Regions from separate parts of the Mus musculus genome. Here region 1 is linked to region 2. Evidence: chromatin loops called from intact Hi-C (ENCODE). Cell type or tissue: heart. All regions are shown on one strand. Each heading gives the region's core, and the rest is flanking DNA. Links, peaks and the distances in the headings are about the cores only. Region 1 has its middle 23 kb from the start of n-THgtg10. Region 2 has its middle 14 kb from the start of Gm11269.

Region 1 (2,911 bases), core at 192-2,691, 63 kb before region 2:
TCAGCTTGAAACAAAAACATGTTCTTGGTTTCTAGTGGGTAGCCCAGCATTCCACACAACAAACTGCTGAATTCCTCTATGGTGAAGTAACTACAAAAGAACAGCTGGTGTGTATGGTGTCCAGCCTTGATTCTTAGCATTTTTAACTGAGAGAAATTCCTGGTCTCTAAAAGTGAGATAGATATTCTTGACCACCAGACAGGCCTGGGGGCCCCAGCACAGGACAGAACAACCTTCCCAGATATGAGAGCTCACTGGCAATTCCAGTACAAGGCTATAGGAGGTATGCTATGGTATTTAACTATACTTTTATGCAAGGTATGGTATTTAACTATACTTTCAGTTATAATCATGTTCAAAGCCTGGCGGCAGTTGCCAAAAGGACAGAGAATAACACATTCATTTGTCACCAAGGCTGACCACAGTGGTTCCTGAAATGCTAATTTTCAGATAATGATACAGTTTCTACACAAACCAATAGATATGAACTCTGTTATAACAATTTGATAATAATTTAAATTAAAAATAGCTTACGGTGATAGCAAGAAAACCTACAACAACCCAGGACTAAATCTAGCAATATCTATTAAGGTGTTTGTGAGTATAGTAACTAAAGGATTTAAAAAGAAAATCTAAGATAGAAAGATGGCTTCTGAGTAATGCCCACAGAGGTTTGCTGTCACTGTCTTTAAATGAGATGAAAGGGAAGAAGAGGGCTGTTGACCCTGGAGAATGAAAAGGGACAGGCTCTTCTCTAAAGCTTTTGGAAGGAATGCAGTCCTGCTGACACTGGCTTCAGCCTGTGAGATTCTCCCAGGGTACTAACATTCAGAGCTAACCCTATCTCCATGTGCCGGTTTCATTTAACCCCACCACCGTTTCTGGTTGTAATAGTGCTAAGAATTCCCACAAGAAGACTCAGACATCTCCTTACTTTGGATCAAAAGTTGAAGGGAATCAGCTTCCTCATGAGAAATCTGGCTGGCTAACTAGACAGAAGGACAACACAATGTCCTACAGTGTGAAGCTAGACACAGGTTGGCAGGTCCTTAAGTCAGTGAAAGAAACTTTTCTCTCAAGTTTAATGAAAAATGGGGATATGTTGAGAGAAAGTTACAGAGTGGCCTTATGAGATGGAAATGGGGAAACAGAATCGTACAGTTGCCTACCACCCTGTGTGCTCTCCCCTTGAGGAACGCTAGTATTCTCTTTCCAAAAGGGAAATGAGAACATGACAGGGACTCTGATGTTTCCATTAAGGGGGAAAAAACCCAACAACAAGAACAGCAACAACAACAACAAAAACAAAAAAAGAAACAAAAATCAAAATTAAACACACACACACAAACCCCAGAAAGGAATCACACAGATTCATATTCAAGCACTGTTCTAAACTAAATGGGAAGAACATATTTCTGGTTAATCATAAGGAAATCCAGTGTCAATGCAAAGACGCCTGCACTGGTATTAACAACATGGAGAGAAGAAAATGGCTCATTAATAATTCATCAAGATTACTGTCACCATTAACTGATGCACACTTTGTGATGGATAAGATGGCATAATTGAAACACACACACACACACACACACACACACACACACCTCTTGCAGCTAGGGGTGCTTCCTGGCTGTCATAGTGTTATTCACCACTCGAGGGAGCCCAAGTGTCTTTGGTCTTGGCCTCACTGTAATGACATGGGGGCTTGGTCAAGTGGCACATCCTTCTGTTACTCTGCTGCAGGGTGGACATCCAGGAGAGCTGGTTTCTTTGTTGTCAAGGTCTGTCCTGTGTGCCGTACGATGCTTAGCAGCATCTCTCTAGCTTCTGCCCACTAGTTGCTGATCAAAATGTCACAAGACACTGCCAAATGTCCCTCTCCACTCTCAGGCAGGGATGCCTACTTAGTGAAGCTTCCAGAGCTTCTGGGCCCCCAAAACTCTGACCCCTCACAGAGAAGTGTGGCAGTGTGGAGAAACCCTCAGCTGTATCCGTGCCCCTCTTGTGTGAACAGCCTGGTGACAAGCAGATCTAGGAAGACTGATATGTCTCCTGCCAACCTGGCAGGAGGCATCAGAGAGCTGGAGTCTTGGCCAGCCTTTATAAAGAGTGGAGCACTGCCACGGTCCCTCTGGGTGGTGCTGAGCTCAGGCGATGCTGTTGTCTTCAGGCTTTTGGTAGCAGCTCAAATGATTAGTTAATTATTCATTACTATTTGTCATAAAATCCTGAAGGGCTGCCAAGTGGTATCACGCAGGCAATGCCGAAGCAGAGGACATGTCTTTTCTTATGTTCCAGTGGGTAGCAAACATAGGCTGCTTTGAAAGCATACCAAGGACTCCAGGCACCAGCTTGTGAGTGTCCAGATGGGAGGTCTAAGACGGCAGGTCTTGAAGCTTTGCCCTCCGGGCTTGTGCTTGCACCTGCCCTGTTCTCCTGGCTACCCAAAGCATGAGGCTGGGGGTCGGGAGTGAGGGTTCACATGGAGAGAGATGCTGAAGATGGAAAATGGAGTCCAAGGTCTGGCCAGCACTCAGGTCTCCCATTTGCTCCCAACCCTTTTACCTTTTGCACACAATGGTGGACAGCCAGCCTCCTGAAGAGGGGCCCTCTAGACTCTATTTCTCCTCCCCTTTTCCTTGACCATGGCTCTCTTTGGTATATCTCTTTCCCATTTCTTTTATGGCCACCTTCAGTATTCCCTTTAATCGATAATAATATATACGGATCCTGGTTTGTATTGGGGCTGAAGTCAGCAGAGGACACAGCATGATATGCTCTGGTTTTGAGAACACCTGGCTCAAAGAAACCAGGCAAGGAAGCATCCACTCTGGAAAAGCCTCTCAAACAGAAGGGGAGAAGGGCCCGGCATCTGGACTACAAATAATTTTAGAGGTAGATTCTCCCTCCA
Region 2 (2,911 bases), core at 186-2,685:
CTCACACTAAGAAGAAAGTGTGCAGAGAAGGAAGACAGCAGGCAGTGAGGTGGGGACCCTCGGGAGCCCACAGGCACTGTACCCACCTTCTAGAAACTTTAACACATTAATAAGAACCCCTCTTGCCCAGCAATGCCAGAAGCCAGGGCTCCTCGGAAGGAGCTGCCTTCTGTCCGAGGACTGCAGATGGACTGACCGCCAGGGCAGCCATATCCCTCCCCACCTAGGAGAAAATGCCCACAGTCTCCCGATGTACTTATTGTGAAAATGGGCTGCGTTGTAAGCACAACAGCTGTGGAAGCAGTTGAGCCACCGCTATCTAGGCACAAACGCAAGGGTCAGAATTGATGGAGAGCAAAAGAAAAAAGTGACAAAAGAAAAAAAATTGCCCAGATAAATTAGTCAATGACAAAGTTGATAGTCGCATGAAAAGCTGGCTAGGGAAGATTTCCCCATTCGTGTCACGGCGACAGCATACAAGAGACCATTGTCCACACACGGGACCCAGCATATTGAAAGTTATCACGTAGCCGCTCTATAATGGGAAGAGGTTTTCTTCCCCCAAACTCCTGATGGAAGAAAGCTAAAACTTGTCTGCTCCTGATACTACTTTTAAAGTTGATTTCGGGGTTCACCCGTGCTCCGTGCTTCTTTTCTCTCCTCCCCACATTTGCAGCTGGACAAATATGAAAGTGGGGGGGGGAGACAGTAACAACAAACCCACACACATTTGCCTGAGCAAAGAAAAATAATGAACTGAATATGCATATCCTCATTAACTAAATTTAATTACGCTGAGTGGCATAGTAATCAGTGGTCGCTCCGGTTACAGTATTCACTGAAAGGGAGGTGGATTCCAAATTAAGGCAAAGCATGGGGGACAGTCGCATACTGATGAGGGAGCTGCACACAACGTGCCACAATACACCGTCTAAATCATTATTCGAGACACCGAAGAAAGAAGTACATTGCTGTGTTCTAAGACCAGTGCAGGAACAATTAGGCAGGACGGCTCCAGTCCCCTACAGCCCGACCGCCCGCCCCGGGTCTCCACGAAGTTCACAGCAGCCAGCCTGTCTGTGGTCCACCAGGATATTTGCATTTTTTCTTTATTTATTCTGTTTTCCTTTTTTCTCTCCTAGAAGTGAACAAAAACTCACCCTGCCTTTTCAGAGAGAAGGCCTATGCCCCTGGCCACAATAGTGGGAAGTCCTATCTAGCTCACTGGTGTGCAGAGCGCTCCAGGTTCCCACAACTAGAGCTTGAACTTGCAGCCGGCAGGCAGCAAACTTTTACAACACGTGCACAGAACAACAAAGGAGGCGCTCAGAGGGAAGAAGGGAGGGGGGCATTTGGAGGGAGGATGGAAAAGGGGTTATCATGCCAAACTTACCATCCACCAGGTCCTGGCTGACATGTCATAGCAAAGCTGCCATTTGATGGAGCTGTCCGACGTTTTCCCAGCCATCCTGCTGTCAGCGACCTTCATCAGAGGCAGCTCAATGGGAGATAAGAGACCTAGTCGAGGAAACATCAGCGGTGGCTTGCTGGACTACATGTAGGCCAATCCTTATCACACTGCATCATGGGAAAAGCTCCTTCATTAGCAGGAGGAACTGCAACCTCACAGATAGAAGGACAAGGATCAGTTCTTTTGCCTCTTTTTTTTTTTTTCCTGGTCTAAAGGGATTGGTGAAAGTAGCTAGCGTTCTTTGTGTATCATGTGTACAAGAGTGAAGTAGCTTGCAAGTGGGCGGCTAACTGCCTTGCTGGGCGATGCAGACTAAAGTTTATTTGCATTCTTCTCTGTTGTATATTGTTTGACATGGTCCATGGTCCTTGCTGAGCAGATGAAGAGAGGGGAGGGGTAGGAGGGAGGGGAGAAGGGAAAGGGAGCTGTAATTGCTCAGAATTAATATCTCCCCCAACAAAGACATAACAGTTTCATTGACATAGTCGGAACACGGTTCATATGTCACTGCACACAAGCATGAAGCATGCAGGAGTGCATGTGAGAACACACACACACACACACACACACACACACACACACACACACACAGAGTGGAACACACAGGTAGCAGCTGCAGCTGGATTCAGCTGAGGTTGCCAAAGGCTACAAACTCCATTCTCATACTGGACATATGGAAACAGTTTAACTCTTTGAAATCACTGTTCAAGAAGAGCCAGGCAGTTTCCAAAGATAAATCAGCTCTGGGAACTGGCTTTCAATCAGGAAGATACCCAGCTTGCTGCTCCCTTCCTTCTAAAGGTGACCCAGAAACAGGAAGACATAATTTAAAAAAATGAGGAAGATGAGGGCCAGGTTTGTGCATGGCCTGACTTTAAATTCAGCTTCTGCTTTAGGTCTTCTCTGGGCAACCCTTCAAGGAGGTCCCTTCTGCCTCCTTCTGGGCTTGGCACTGATTTCCTGGGGAGCACATACAGGGAATGGAGACTAATTACTAATAAAAGCACTTGCTTCCAATATCCTGTCCTCCCTCCCTCCCTCCCTCCGTCCTCAAGTTCCCAAAGAATTAGGAAAAAAAAAAATCCGAATAATTCGGAGAAAATCTTACAACCAGAAAGCCAAGTCAGGACAAGCTGACACAACTCTTTCTTTTGCTAAAAATACAAACAAGTACATCTCTGCAAAGTGGCTGCCACATAACTTCAGGTCCCTACAGCACCGGCAAGGCCCAGCAAGCTCTCTGAGTTGATATTTTATCACCCAGCCTCTCACATGCCCTATCCGTATCTCTGCCAGCCTTTTAGGCTTAGGGTTCATATTGGCTGCACACAGTTTAAAGGGCCAACCTCCTGTTTGATTTGAGCAGAGGGAATAGGGAAGTCACTGCATTGCCCGAGTCTTCTGTCCTGTCCATTCAACGAGGGCGATGCTGTCAAAGCA

What was found. Peaks named below come from ENCODE experiments on the same cell type or tissue, not always from the same donor. Only the 100,000 strongest peaks of a DNase experiment are listed, where the experiment ranks them.
Region 1: a loop joins it to region 2, with 2.4 times the contacts of the local background. A loop is called at or near these places in 2 of 42 quality-filtered maps.

Annotation. Positions count from the first base shown.
Region 1 is chr4:82,641,523-82,644,433 of GRCm38, forward strand. No RefSeq gene overlaps it. Among named protein-coding and RNA genes, the nearest start is that of n-THgtg10, 23 kb to the left of the region's middle. In heart, for the core only: a CTCF peak has its summit at 1,680 (motif pointing right); no DNase peak of the experiment used is centred there; H3K27ac peaks cover 270 bases.
Region 2 is chr4:82,704,122-82,707,032 of GRCm38, forward strand. No RefSeq gene overlaps it. Among named protein-coding and RNA genes, the nearest start is that of Gm11269, 14 kb to the left of the region's middle. In heart, for the core only: no CTCF peak of the experiment used is centred there; a DNase peak (open chromatin) is centred at 1,450; H3K27ac peaks cover 2,365 bases.